Regions from separate parts of the Homo sapiens genome. Here all the other regions are linked to region 1. A link is a contact called in ENCODE Hi-C data. All regions are on one chromosome and are shown on one strand. The core of a region is the stretch at or near the end of the contact, and the rest is flanking DNA. Distances in the headings are between cores, read along the strand shown.

Region 1 (5,109 bases), core at 1,407-3,906:
CCAAGTTACTTTACGTTGCTAAGCCTTAATTGCTTTAATTGCCTTGCTAAAGTGCTTAGAATATTAGGATGCTGGGTGTTTAAAGGATGGGATGTTGGATAGATGCTGTTATGGCCACATGGAACCCCTGTCTCCTTTCAGGAATGGAGGACTTAACTTCCCCAGCTGCAGGAAGGGATGCTGAAGACAGCCCTCAGTTTCAGCCCTCCTTAGTCAAGGTCACACCTCCTCTTGAGAGTCAACCTGCCTCCTATGACTGATCTATGGCCTGGCCACTGTATCCCAAATTGGTATAATTCTGAAAGACCATACCAACACCAGAACTCCCCATGGGGTAAGCTGAGGCCTTTGTTGGAGCTATATATCACAGCTCAGCTTCTCACTCTGCCCACCCTGCATTTTTCTCTTCCCTTTCCACAAGTATCATCCCAATTAAGTATGCAAGAGCTCCCCAGTAAAGTCCTATATGTTAATCTTCAATTCAGAGTCTGGTTTCTTTTGAGCTCAACCTGAAGCAGATGTTTTATTAATATTATAATTTTTATTTATAAACCCCCACTCCCTCCCATGATGGGTGGGCCCTCATAGCTGGAGAGTCCTTTGTATACTGAGTAGCCTGAGGGTTGTAAGAGGAGCACTTGGACCCTGGAGCCAGGATAGGGCTCCAGCTAACTCCGTATTAGTCTCCATAATTAGGTGGGAGTCAACATACTTTGTGGGAGGAAGAAATCAAGTTGTGATGAGAGAAGAGGTGGGGATGTTGGGAGAAGAGGATTAGAAGAACCTTCTCTGGAAGAAGAGTAAGAAATAGAAGACTGGGGTTCAGACAGGTCTGATGAGGATATTTATATAGTAAGGATTCTGGAACCACCCTGCTTGGGTATAAGTCTGCCATGTACTTGCTTTATAACTGAACAAGTTACTCTATACTTTTATATCTCATTTTCCTCATCTGTAAAATGAGAATAGTAAAAATTGCTACTTTCAAAAGTTGTTTTAAAAATTAAATAATCTAACTAGAAATTAGAAGATGAAAATATATATTTTGTCATATATTTGTTCACTATCCAATAGGAACTGGGGGAAGCATACAAAATTATAGTAATGAATTTGTATGATGTGGATGTACCTAACTTTAGTAACTGCACAGAAAAGAGAGCTCTTTAAGGTCATATGAGAGACAGAGAAAAGTCGTTGCAGAAGTGGCATTTGAGAAATTGTGGAATAAGTAGGAGTTTGCCAGGAAGGGAAAATGGGGAAAAATAGAGAGGATGACACTTGAGAAGGGTCAGAGATGCAAGAATTTTGGAGACCACAAAGATTTCTAATGTTACTGGTTTGCTCTGACTGGAAGGTACAACAAACACCATAGCCATTCTCTGTCTGATTAATATGACTGCTCATTCCATATACAACTATAGCTTCTTATTCTTTTATTTTTATGAATGTCTTCAATTTGGAGGAACTTACCTATGTTCTCTCTGGAATGGTTGGAGGACATTTGTATGGCAGTGTATAGTGTCATAACCACAGATATGTCTTTCTGTTGACCTTAACTTCCAAACACTGTGATCTGCTTTGAACTTATACTTATTTCCTGGTCAACCTACAGCTTGAGGGCAAGCTCAGAATAAACCACGTTTGTTTGAGAGTTTCGACACTCATCAACTGGGGGAAGCATATTCCATACCCTCTTACCTGTCTGTCAGGCACAGTATGAGAAGAACGTTGACTTTGAGGTCAAATATACCTGTGTTGATCTTAGTTTTGTCCCTACTAGTTGAGTACACTTGCCCAAGTTACTCAGCTTTGCTTATGTTATCTGTCCAATGGAGGTAATTATTATCTCATAGAGTGGTTGAGAATATCAATGAATTATTAAATGTCAAATTATTGGTACAATGCCTAATATGTATTAGGTACCTAGTAAGTATTAGTTCTCCTCTTGTCTCTTTGCAAATATGAAAACTGTTGACCTTCAGATGTGCGCCAGTGCATGTGAAGTCAATGTGGGGATTAGAGTTGGCCTCTTTCACCTCCAAATTAAAATCAAACTGTGCAGATTCTTAAATGCACCCAATTTAGACTACCTATAGATTAGAGAGCCACAGCACACTTCAAGTGATAAACGGTAGGATTTTTTTAGTCAATTTGATGAATCGCTTTTAACAATTTTACAGGGTTATCTGTTATGAAATACTAACCCTAATCTTATTCATATCTTTAATATTATCCATTCACCTTGATGCTTCCAGTGATTTAAAGATATTTTATTTTTTATTGACACATTTTTGTAAGCTATCACAAATTCCTTATGGAAAGAGTAAGATATACAACACACAAAACAATGGAATGAAGTACGATAAATAAAATAGCCAAACAAAGAATTTATCGAGGGCAACTTTCTGCCTCAATGTGTGCTTTGTATCTTAATTAGGCTGAAAGCCTTGGGAAGCATACCATTTTATTGAACAAACACTATTTGACCTTTCTAATATTTTATTTTTACCCACAAAGAAAATATCCAAAGAACGAAACTTTCTGATATGGAACAAATTCTTATTTTTCTTTGGCACATACTTTGTATTGGATTGTCAAAGACAAAGGAAGAAAGGCTCGCTGAGAGCCATGGGAGAGTGTGGTGTTTTCAATGCACCTGGCATTCCTGGCTCTTCTCCTACTGGGGCATAGGGCTGTGTGAAGGGCTGGACGTTTTCAATCACAAATTCTTGCTTTGTCTATAGCATTAACCCTGTGAGCCTTCTCCACTCTTTCTATGACACTTGGCATCTATCTCCTTCCCCAACCCTGGGCTGATAGAACAAACTGGTAGAATCAGTTGACACAATCTCTATCAGAAGCAACTGGCCTTGTCTTATCCAGAGCCAATAACGCACAACACACAAGATGGCTGAAGTCCAAGGTTCCTGCACATTAACAGATGGAGGGGAATTATCAGTGGAGAAATACAACCAAGCACCATGTGGATGGGTGACAAGAAGTCTTCTGGCCAGAGGAACAGATTACATACCAGCACTGCCTTGGCTCACTGCCCCGAAGAAATACATAGCAATCCACACTCGGGGAAAATTCCATGAAATAGCAGAGCAGGAACATCCTGAAGCCAATGGCAACACATTCCAAGAAAAACATCCAATGAACCAAACCCAAAACAACACAGACCTCAGAAACGTAAATAAGAATTAACTGAAAAAGGAAACCTTCAGAGTCTTGGGAAGCAACACAACAGATTAAGTGACCACAAAACACTAAAACACCAACTAGTTATTTACCCACTGCTTTGCGGTAAATATAAGGCCCATAGTCTCCAGGAGGTTATTTCTGGGCGCCAAGGACTTAGCACATAGTCCAGCAAAGAGCTTGGGCTTTATTTTCCTACCCAGGGCAAGTGGCATTTGTAATGGGCCTGAGAACCAGAAAGAAGATATTTTTGAACTACTTAGTCTTATGGCTATTTATAAGGATGAGAGAAGATCAGAGGGTGGGAAATGCACTGGGCTTCAAGTTAGAAGACTAGGGTTTGCATTCTTACTCTGCCACTGACTAGCTCTGCTGTCTTGGCAAGCTACTTAACCAAGCTGAGCTTTGATTTCCTCACTTGGAGAAATGAGTGGATAATAAAAATTATTATTTGTTCCTCATGGGGTTGATCTGAATATTAAATGAGAAAATGGAAGTACTCCTAAGAGGCAGAGTACAATGCAGTAGCCAGCCATTATTATGGTTGTTTCTATTGCTGTTACTACTTCATTACCCTAGGATCACAGGAGAATTCACGTTTGCTAACTTGAGATGAATTTCCTGATAGCTGAGGTTTGCCCTCACCCCCAAGCATCTATCTCAATGAATTATCTGCTTCCTTGAGAAGGTTCTTGTACATAGTTTAAACTTTTCTTGATGACTTAGAACCAAAGATATGAACATCTATTATTGTCCTCAGTAGCTTACAGTTAGTTCTGTTTGATTTTTCTCTCTTTCTTCTGTGAAGTCAAGCAAAGCCACAACCCACAACTCCTGACCTGTCTATATTTGTTTATTTATTTATTTTTGAGATGGAGTCTCACTCTGTTGCCCAGGATGGAGTGCAGTGGTGCAATCTCAGCTCACTGCAACTTCTGCCTCCTGGGTTCAAGTGATTCTCCTGCCTCAGCCTGCCAAGTAGCTGAGATTACAGGTGCCTTCCACTATGCCCAGCTGATTTTTCTATTTTTAGTTGAGATGGAAATTCACCATGTTGGCCAGGCTGGTCTCAAACTCCTGACCTCAAGTGATCCGCCCACCTCAGCTTCCCAAAATGCTAGGATTACAGCTGTGAGCCACAGCACCCAGCCAAAACTAATCTCTTCCTGACCTGTATTAATAGCTTCTCCTACCTCTATTTTGCTTGCCTATTTCTAATTTGGTCCACCTCAGATGATCAAGCTTGGTAGAAATGAGTGCTAACCATGAAACAGAGAGTCTCTATTTAGAATTTTGGTGATAAAATATGAGGCATTCATACAGGGACTTTGAGATCACCACAGTAGAGTGTAGAGACATATTTTGGCTCAAGATTAGAGAGTGGAAGGTGTCAGAGAAGCTAACCTCAGGGTGAGCACATAGTGCCTGAATTAGGAATGCTTTGGATATGTTTGGCTCACTCACATATCTCTCTCATTTTGATGTAGGTAGGTACAAGTGTGATACTTATCAATTTATAGTTGGTGGGGAACAAAGCCTGAGTCAGCCTCATTAGGGGCAAGGAAGTATTTTGAAGACCTGCGGGAACAACTCATATGTGTCAATCCACACATAACAATTTAGATTGTTTTGACTAAATTATACTTCCTATCAAGATCTAGAGTCATTCAGTTCAGCAAAATGACTTCAGGGATCAGCTTCTTAGCTGAATCAGATCATTGTTTTACTGATTTCACCTAAACAAACTGTTGTTTAAGTATCCCAGCTTTTCACCATGGTGGAATTATGATAGAATCACAGGACATAGTGCTAGAAGAGCCCTTCCATGTCATGCATCCCAGTGGTTCCCAAGTGCTACTCTGAAGACCCATGTTGGTCCACAATACAGAACAGTACAGGTTCCCAAGT
Region 2 (5,109 bases), core at 1,454-3,953, 440 kb after region 1:
AAGCATGGCCAGTCATGCCCTCTCCTTCAGCAGAAGTTTCATAAGAGGTTTAATGCTCAAAGAACAGGTTATAGGCTGTCATAACATTATCTGTGTTGACATGAGGCCATTAATCCATCTCTGGTTTTCACTTAGAGGGCTGGGGAAGTCTGTTGGGAAGAAAGAATAAAGCCAAAGGAAAGGGTGTAGTGAGATTGGGGTGTACTGGCAAGGAGGTTTGGTAGAGGTAAGAAGAGGCCCAGTAGAGTAGACAACCAGAGTTACTGCCAAGGGCCTGGGATCAGAGCCAAGAAGGAGCAGTGCAGTGTCAAGTCAAACAAGTGAGGCAGGCTGGATAAACAGAAGAACCTCACAAAGGTCGGAGACCAACAGGGTTAGGAGCAACATGGAACCAGGTATAAATACAGGTCAAGGAACTGGTTCAGAACTAAGTAGAGACTAGCACCTGTGTGCTGAATCTTACAAGGAATTTGGATTGTCTTGCCATGGTGAATATGCCATTTTAAGATGGCTGTTAGGAGCAGGTCACCCTTTCACTCCAACAGTCACTGTATACAAGCCTCTAATGTAGGAAAAGTACCCTCCTCTCAAGTGTATGAAACTCCAGACACTTGTGGTACCCAATAGCATCTCTAGTGGCTCTGCTCTTTACCTTGATTTCATCTTTCAGGTCCCCACAGCCCCCATCTCCCTTGGAACTTCACGTAATTCCCTGAGCTCACACCAGAAGACCATTTGAAAGACCCTGCCTTGGACTTGGCTCAGTCTATTATTCCTCGCTCACCACCAATCTGTATCCAAGATCAACTTTATGCACCCACTTGCTCCCCTTAGGTGAGTTCCTTTTCTATCCAGTATTTATACTTCCCTTCAGGATATAAAGTTGCCATTATTCCATTATTTCTCACTTCTTAGGATCCTGGCCCAGCGATCAGCCATCAGACCTAATGGCTCTAGTCATTGTCTTTCCTAAGAGCCGCCATTAGGTAAATAGCACCCAAGATGACCCCCGGCTCAACAGTGTGCCTTCCCATCTGCCCAACACTCCATGGTCAGCCTGGCCTCTCCCCAGCCCCATTCTTGCATTTTACACAACATCTGGACTCCCTTCAACTCCTCTTTGACTTGTTAATTTGACTAGCATATTTACCTAGGACCTACTCTGTGAGAGACACTACCTAGGCACTTTGACAGCATTTTTCTTTAGTTTCTAAGAGTTTATACTCCGTGGGAAGATAAAACCTCTAAATCAACTATTAAAATATAATGTGATATATGTCCTTACATAATGATGCAACAGAATGCAGTGAGAGTAAGGAATAATAGAATTTATCCCAGGCTGGGGCAATCCTGGAAAGCTTCCAGGAGAAGGAGACACAAACAGAATTTTGAAGAGTCATACTAAACTGACTACCTGAAGAGGATTGAGGAGGAAGAAGATGAAGAGACAGAGCATTCCAGGCAGAAGAACACTATGCTCAAAGTAGGAGACCCGAAATGGACTATCGTTTGAAGAACTACACAATTTTTCAGCTGTATGGCATTTTTTCCCAGGAATTTATACTCTGAGAGGTAGTGTTGGAGAAAAAGGTAAGAGCAGGACCTTGAGGGGTGACTACCCAAGCTAAAGAGTTTGTGGAAGCTATCTATTGATTTTAAGTAGGCAAGAGATACAATTGAATCCATGTTGACGAGTTCGACAGAAGACAAAAGTATTGTCCTGTCTCCCTCTGAATGCCACACTGAGAGACCACCCTTCTGCCCACCCATATCTGCTGTGGGGCCTCTGGAAAGAAGTACCCATCCATGGGCCAAAGAAGGCAGGAGGCTGGAAGGACTTGATTAGAGCAGGGGAAAGAGCAGTTTGACCTCCCGAATGACTTTGCAGCCTCTACTTTGCTGAGCACAGCAAAGAAAAATAAATCATCCTTCAAATGGCAAGGGTCAGGGCTTGCTGCAGGACTGCCTAATTAGGTGTAAGATTACATTGCAGGTCTGGTTACAGGAGGCCGACAGGAATCAAATCCAACAGCACCAGACCAGAACAAGCAAGATCTTGCTCAGAATGAAAACAGGAGAAATAGAAGGCCTGCCACCATCCCTTCCTAACCTCCCAGCTACCAAATTTGAGTAGCCAGATAATAAAGGATTTCAAAAAAGGGAGAAAAATGATCTCCTAAGATTTTATATTCAGTTTCATTTCTGATGCAGATCTCTGATTACTGACAGGTAAGTTATAAAAGAATCAAGAAAGTAGGAGATGACCATAAACAGCTTATTTGTTATTAAACATTACTGAAAAGTAATTGGCCGCCTTCTGTAAAGCATTGCACTGTCTACAGGATACACAAAAGTTATTAAGATATGACCCTTTCTCAATGAGCTTACAGCCTGATGGGGAAGAACAACCCAAAAACTCAGAACAAATATTTCTGTGTTAGGGGTTTTTGCTCTTATTGATAGAGTGGGTTTCAGTGTACATGGAGAGCACTCAGAATGTTGTCACAGAAGACATCAGTTTGAACTGAGTCTTTAAAATTGGAGTTTATCACATGATGAAAAGAGGAAACTGCTTACTCAAGAGCAGAGATATGAGAAAATACAAGGCATTTTAATGAATAACGAGGACTACATTCCCTTGATTCTAAGAGTTCATTCATTGCCAGTCATATCACTAAAAAATTATCTACTCATCATAGCATATACTTGTCCCCACCCATACAGACTATTTTCTTCTTTTATGTCACAAAGTGTTCTATGTTCAACCCGAAGATTCTTATGAATCATTTTTAGACATTAGAAGTTATGCAAAGCATAAGAATGACTCATGATTTTTTGTAAAATATGCTCAACATCTTGACCTCATTTATACCTTTAGGATTGACAGTATAAATTTTAGAAGTATCTTAAAATACCAGCGTTTCATTTTGCATTGCTTTTTTTTTTTTTTTTTCCTGAGACAGAGTCTCACTCTGTCACCCAGACTGGAGTGCAGTGGCACAATCTCAGCTCACCGCAACCTCCACCTCCCAGGTTCAAGTGATTCTCCTACCTCAGCCTCCCAAGTAGCTGGGATTACAGGCACTCGCCACCATGCCAGACTCATTTTTGTATTTTTAGTAGAGATGCGGTTTTACCATGTTGCTCAGGCTGGTCTCAAACTCCTGACCTCAAGTGATCCACCCGCCTAGGCCTCCCAAAGTGCTGGGATTACAGATGTGAGCCACTGCTCCAGGCCTGCACTGCCCATTTGATAGTACTCATAGATTTCCTCCCCTTAATTGGTTTATGCAATACTAGAAATTAACCTTCTCTTAGTTTTATTATATCTCTTGATGATTCATCCATTTTGTCTAAGTCAAAAAAAAATAGAAAGCCTAAACACTACATAACTATTAAAGAAATTGAGTCACTGTTTTTAAATCTTGTTGCTGCTATGAAAGCTCCAGGCTTAAATGGATGATTTTAATAAGTTCTACCAAACTCTCAAGGAATAATTACAATTTTATATAAACTCCTTAAGAGAACAGATGGAGGGATACTCTCAAACTAGTTTTATAAGATTAGTGCACTTTTTATGCCAAATCCAGACATGGATGATATGAAAAATAAAAATTACAGACCACTGCCACTCTTGGACAGAGATTCAAATATTCTAAACTCAATTTTTTCAAGTTGGTTCTAGCAATGAATAAAAAACATAATACAATTTGATAATGTTTCATTTATCTCAGGAATGCAAGTTTGGCTTGGTATCTAAAACCCATTGACATAATTAATTCATTTTACTAACAATAAAGAGAGGTTATCAACCCCAATAATATTTTTAATATTCAATAAAATAGAATAGTTTTATAATTTAAAATTCTTATAGAACTAGGAGTAGAGGAAAACTTTTTTAATCTGATGAAAGTTACCTATCAGAAATCTATAGTAAAGTATACTTAAAGGTAAAATGTTAGAAACAATTTGCTAGGAGAAAAGAACAAAACAATAATTCCCTATTCAATATTGGTCCTAACCAATGCAGTAAGTCAAGAAAAGAAATAAAAACGATAAGAAAAGGAAAACTCATAGTGTATTTGGTAATTTTCAATTGTCAGAAACTGAAAAAATATGCCAATTATTATAATAAGAGACTAAAGTGATTGATATAACATCAATATGCAAAAGTGAATTACAAATTAAGATTGAAGAGGCACTTGAAATAAGTAACCTTTGAAAAGGTAGCATCTATTCAAACATAAAATGCATAAAGTATATATTATATGTTGGGGGGAGATGTGTGTACATACATACAAGACCTCTAGGGAGAAAAGTGTAAAACAATTCAGAAAAAACTAATAAATGTAAATGTTTACTATGTTCATGGATAGGAAAAGTCAATATCATAGAGATGTCATTTTCCTGAATGTAATCTATAGTATCAAATTGTTTCAACCAAAATTCCAACAGGAAGTTTTTATGAAACTTAAAAAGATTTGTACCTAGATTATATAAATTTTTATCGGATCAGATGGCTTAAAAAGCTGTATATAGCATTAACACACTGAAGTAATACAGCAAGGATAGACTGACTGATATGACAGAACAGAGAACCCAGATACCATCCTGAATACATTGCAACTTGGTCTATGCTGTGGTTTGAATGCTTTCCCTAGAAGTTCCTGTGTTGGAAACTTAATCCCCAATGCAACAGTGTTGGGAGGTGGGACCTAATAAGAGGTGATTGGGTCATGATGGCAGCGCCCTCATGAATGAATTAATATTATTATCACAGGAGCAGGTTAGTTATAACAAGAGTGGGTTGCTGTAAAGTGAGTTTGGTTGCTAGTGCCTTTCTCTCTTGTCTCGTATGCCCACCTGCTTTTCCATCATGTTTGACGCAGCAAAAAGGCCCTCACCAGATATAGTCCTTCAGCCTTGGACATTCCAGCCTCCAGAACTGTAGAAAATTGATCTCTGTTTTTTATAAACTACCTAGTCTATGATATTATATTATAGCAGCCAAAAATGGACTAAGACTGGAAATTGGTACCAGGAGTGGCTTTGTTGCTACAACAAATAGCTGAAAATGTGGAAGCAGCTTTGGAACTGGGTAATGGGTAG
Region 3 (5,109 bases), core at 1,538-4,037, 340 kb before region 1:
AGAATTACTCTGAAATCAACTAGGATTCTTTCTTTATCTTCTTATGCCCACTGTTTCCAGAGCCCTGGAGATTCATTTTCTCCCTTGCTGTTTATTCCGGCCACAAAAGGTTATTGAGCACCTACTTAAAGTCTGGAAGTGATCTCCCCTGGGACAAGGAAAGATATAGTTTACATTCACAGGAGAAAGCAGATAACGAACAAGTAAACACAAATACATGAGATAATTTTATATTGCCATAAAGGGCATGAAGGAAATAAGTGAGTTGGGGGAGGAGGGATTACTCGGGATGAGGGAGGTGGAGGCCCCTGTGTGGAGATCACATCTGAATGGTACCTGACTGATGGGACCAAGTTCGCAATTGAAGGGGGTGGGCCTCTGAGTGGGAGGGGGCAGGGCTGTTCATTTATTTAATGTGTGTTTATAGGGGGAGTTTTTATTTTTGTTTGTTTTTTGTTGGTGGGGGGGATAGGGTCTCGCTTTGTCACCCAGGCTGGAATGCAGCGTTGTGATCAGGGCTTACTGCAGCCTCAACCTCCCAGGCTCTAGTGGTTTTCCCACCCCAGCCCCACTCAGTAGCTGGGACTACAGACACACATCACCTCACCTGGCTAATTTTTATTTTATTTTATTTTAATGGGGTCTTGCTATGTTGCTGGTCTCAAACTCCTAGCCTCAAGCAATCCTCCTTTCCCAGCCTCCCAAAGTGCTGGGATTATAGGCAAGAGCTGCTGAGCCAGGACTATGGAGGGATTTTTGATATGAGAGAAGTAGTGATAAATAAGACAATCAAGGTCCTTGCTGTCATGGACAGAGAAACAAAAGCAAACAAATGCAATCAGCCATTGATAAGCACTCTGCAGAGAATTAAGACAGAGGTTGGTCATGAGGTAGAGTAACTGGGTAATCAGTCCAAGGAAAGGGCAGTGCAAAGGCCCTAAGACACGAAGGAGGATGTGGGTTAGATAAACAAAGGAATGCAATGTTCTTTGGACCCACATGTGGATGTTTCTCATGGTCCACTGGTCACCCTGCTGGTCATACTTATTGCTGCCCAAATCACAGTGGCTCTGAGGCCCCTCCCATTTACTTGTGTGAATTCCAGGCTGTTTTGGAGGCTCTCCTTGCACCATCTCGTTTGCATCTCCTTGCAAACATCTTGTTGCAAACATCTCTTTGCAAACATCTTGTTGCAAACATCTCCTTGCAAACATCTTGTTTGCATCTCCTTGCACCATCTTGTTTGCATCTTGTTTACATCTTGCTTGCACCATCCTGTGCCCTGGGCATCACTCGGCCATGGCCCCCTCCTGGGTACCTGGAGCTCAGACACACTGCTAGACATAGCCTCAAGTTCAGACCCGCTGGCCCCTCCCTCATGGTGGTCTCCATGAGGACGCTGATGGGGAAGGTGGACAGCAAGGCCGATTCTAGCAAAATGCAGCTGATTGCAGAGAGGTGGCTCTGGAAGGTGATCAGGGACCCCAGTGGGATTCCCCGCCTTTGGGAGGCTGATAAGACACTGGAGAGAGACCTGGGTTTACTCCTTCAAGGAAAAAAAAATTAACATTGTCTGCTTTGTGCCAGATTGATGTCCAGCAGGGGCTGGCAACACCAGGGTCAATGAAAATCTAGCCCTCACCCTCCCCACTCATTGATCTTAGAGTTGAGTGAGACTTTAATACTAAGGTAGGGCATCTGGATGCAATTCCAGGAGCACCAACAGGCATCTGAATCACTCAGGAGACTTTCTGCAGCAAATTATAGCGAACCTAACTCACACTGGCTTGAACAATAAAAAGAGTTTATTGGTTCACCATCACCGAGAGGTTGAAAGGTGGGGAGGCTTCGGGTGTGGTGCAGTCAGGGCTTCAACTCCGGGTCTATGTGATTACCCTGGCCATGTCCTTCTTCTGTAGGTTAGCACCTTCCTTGGGCTGGTTTCTTCCAGGGTCACAGGATGGCTACCTGCAGACAGGGATGAGAGCAAGAGCATCACCCCCACAATCTCAGAATTCAATCTTGAGCATCTAGCTGATGGCCTTTTTCCACACCTGCCCAACGTCTGTGGCCAAGGAGATGCAAAGCCCTGCTAACCAATTCCTGTTGCAGAGCCAGTGGCACTACTGGGTCGACTCACCTCCTGAGCAGGAGGGAATTCTGCCTGAATCACTGGACAATGGTTGGAGGATGGACGTTGAGAAGTAGAAGTAATGTCTGTTACAATGGAAAGAGTGATATAACTGGATTTACATTGTTAAAGATCACTTTGGCTGGAGATAGTTTGGAGGAGCGCACAAGAGGAAGAAGGGAGAACAATTAGGAGCTCCCCCCAGGAGAGGTGATGGTGGCTGGGCCCAGGGGGAGGCAGGGGTGATGGAACAAAGGGGACAGACTAGAATCCTGCCTCTGATCCTTGGCAGCTGAGTGGCAGTGGCAAATCCCTTAGCTTCTCTTCACATCATTTTCCAAATCTGTAATATGGCTGTACAAATTCTTAGCCTTCAGGATTAAAGAAGATACATTAAACACGTGTAAAGAAGATACATTAAACACATTAAACACTACCTCAATAAGTGCATTTTATCATTGTTATTACCCAAACTCCTTAGCATGACGTTGGAGTCCCTTCGCATCTGGATCCACGTGACTCCAGGCGGCAGAGTTTCTGTGTTGGGCTGACAGTGCTCTTCCCGTCACAAGGTGGAAGCTTCCAAAAGGCAAAAACAATAACTCTACAGCCAGTTATGAAAGTTCTGTTTTGTCCCAGGGGATTTTGTACCTGGTCCCATCAGTCAGTGTCTACACTCTGAGCGGCACAGGGGGTGGTTTGTCGTGTTTTCAGTCCGCAAATATTGACAAAAGATTAAGGGTTGACTCAATGCACTTTGGTGAGTAAGAAAAAAACAGCTGGCTCAAATTTCCAGGCATTTATTTTCTCCTGAGTTGAGTTGCACTGTGGCTTTTGCCACTCCCCAGCTAGAGTCCTGAGCCCAGGAAAGCCCCTGCCTATCCCTGTCACTCCAAAATAATTTCACCAGAATCAGTGGGTTGAGTGTTTTTAGTACAGTCCATATAGTGCCTCAGCCTGCAAGGAAGATATGCATTCCTGGCAGAAAATGAGTCCATGCCAAATAGAGGGACCCTAAGCTAGGGATGTGTGTGTGTGTGTGTGTGTGTGTGTGGTGGGGGGCAGGGTGGGGGGCTGGTGGGAGCAGACCCATTGGGGGTATGGGGCAGTGGAGGGGGGATGGCACTACTTCAGTTTTTAGTTAGGTTTCAACTGGGATGATGGGAACCCATACGTTTGGGGATCAGATTGACCTGAGTTTTAATCTCATCCCTGCCATTCATTCATTGTGAGATTATTCATTCATTCAAAATAGGTCAGATATGGGATAAAAGCTTCAAAAGCTATTCCTAAGAAATGACTATCTAGTGATGGATACGGAGAAGTAGATTGTAACAGACTGTGATAAATGGGGAAAAAACAGAAGGTAGGAAGGACAGAGAGGGAGCACTGAATCCAGTGTTGCTTGGCGTGGTTGTGGTGGTCAGAAATCATGGGTTGCTTCCTGGAAGAAGCATCAAAGCATAGGGCTTCCTCCAGGAAGCACTGAGAAGGGAGAGGCATTAGCATGCAGAAGAGGTGTGCAGCAGGGATGGTGTTCCAGGCAGAAGTCTGTGGACAAACATGAGCATGGAGTGGAATGGGGTAGCGGGAGGCAGACCAGGCTGAAAGGGGAGCAGGGGCTGAACAATTAAGGCCATGAAAGCTGTTCTAAAGTTTCGACTTTATCAGAGGTCAAGGGAGAATCGTGGGAGGGTGTGAAGCAGAGGAAAGGCATGAGCACCACGCATTTTCAAGCATTTTTGGCTGCTTTGTGAAAAACAGACCAAAGCGGAATGAGGCAGGAAGTGGGGACAAAAGTCCAGAGGCTATCACATAGTACAGGTGAGAGATGGTAGCAGCTGGGTTGAAGGAAGGCTGTGGGGTTACGATAAACAGTCACCCGTGGAACTGGGGGATGTTTGTGATGTGGTCACAGGATCCTAGGGGAAGAACAGAATGTTATTAGGTGCCAGATGCTTCAATTGCCTCATGTTATTTCTAGTAACATCCCTGTGAGGTGGGCATGGACCTGACAGGGTGAGTGATGTGCCCACAGCTGGCAAGTGGTAGTGGCAGAACTCAACCCCAGGTCTGCCTATCCCCAGACCTGTGGTTTGTCACCACTGGATCATGCAGTTTTCCTAAGTCAAATGTAACAAGTTATTGCTTATCATATTTAAATTAAGACCCATAGAAGTTTTACCAATTCTGGAAAATTTAAATGGAGTGATAAATGCACTGAAGATAAAAGACTGAAGAAAGTTGTTGATTGATATCTTTGGAATGACCATCAGCATCCATCTCCTTCTGTGAAAACCCCAGCCACCATCCTCTCTGGGATTTTGAGGTCAGGTGTCATTATCACTAGGAAGTCTCCCTGGATTCCTACTTCCTCATCAACATTTATTTTATTTTATTAATTAAATTAATTAATTAATTTAGAGACAGAGTCTCCCTCTGTTGCCCAGGCTGGAGTGCATGGTGCAGTTTCAGCTCACTGCAGCCTCTGCCTCCCAGGTTCAAGCAATTCTCGTGCCTCAGCCTCCTGAGTAACTGGAACTACAGGTGCATGCCACCACACCCAGCTAATACATATATATATATATATATATATATATATATTTAGTAGAGATGGGGTTTGGCTGTGTTAGCCAGTCTGATCTCAAACTCGTGACCTCAGGTGATCTGCCCTCCTTGGCCTTCCAAAGTGCTGGGATTACAGGTGTGAGCCACCACATCCGGCCTCCCACCAAAATTTAGAGCACTCATTACCTTCTTATCATCGCCTCTTCACAGATCTGTTTTTCTTGCTGTCCTAGGAGCTTCTCGAGGGCACAGACTGTGTTTTCATCACTGTGGCATTCCCAATGCTTAGCGGGGTATAATACACAGTATTTGTTAAATATTGGATGAATGGATGAATGCAATCACGTTAGTGAAGGTGATACTAATAGAATCTGTTTGTTTTGGTTGAATGTGCAAGTGGAGATAAGGCT

What was found. Hi-C counts contacts between places; a loop is a spot of excess contacts on that map. Pooled maps may share reads with other maps.
Region 2: a map of ascending aorta shows a loop between it and region 1 (2.4-fold over the local background). The contact joins two enhancer-like sites. A Hi-C loop is called at or near these places in 2 of 168 maps with a recorded cell type or tissue (CD8-positive, alpha-beta T cell and ascending aorta) and 3 of 50 pooled maps.
Region 3: a pooled map shows a loop between it and region 1 (2.2-fold over the local background). The contact joins the promoter of LINC01767 here to the enhancer-like site in region 1. A Hi-C loop is called at or near these places in 2 of 168 maps with a recorded cell type or tissue (aorta and cardiac septum) and 4 of 50 pooled maps.

What each region holds. Positions count from the first base shown.
Region 1 is chr1:56,072,143-56,077,251 of GRCh38, reverse strand. All of the region lies in intron 2 of LOC105378741 (a long non-coding RNA gene), which reads left to right. Among named protein-coding and RNA genes, the nearest start is that of LINC01755, 130 kb to the right of the region's middle. Within about 2 kb of position 2,656, at least 12 of the 41 ENCODE cell types and tissues checked have a DNase peak (open chromatin) inside an H3K27ac peak, as active enhancers do; they include ascending aorta, where a contact is called at or near this core.
Region 2 is chr1:55,629,910-55,635,018 of GRCh38, reverse strand. No RefSeq gene overlaps it. Among named protein-coding and RNA genes, the nearest start is that of LINC01753, 310 kb to the left of the region's middle. Within about 2 kb of position 2,703, at least 5 of the 41 ENCODE cell types and tissues checked have a DNase peak (open chromatin) inside an H3K27ac peak, as active enhancers do; they include ascending aorta, where a contact is called at or near this core.
Region 3 is chr1:56,412,641-56,417,749 of GRCh38, reverse strand. It overlaps LINC01767 (long intergenic non-protein coding RNA 1767), which reads right to left and starts at 2,787. Exons shown (of 4, transcript NR_147163.1): 1 at 2,600-2,787; 2 at 2,408-2,502; 3 at 2,141-2,217; 4 at 1,784-1,968. The region is part of intron 1 of LOC124904185 (a long non-coding RNA gene); the gene reads left to right.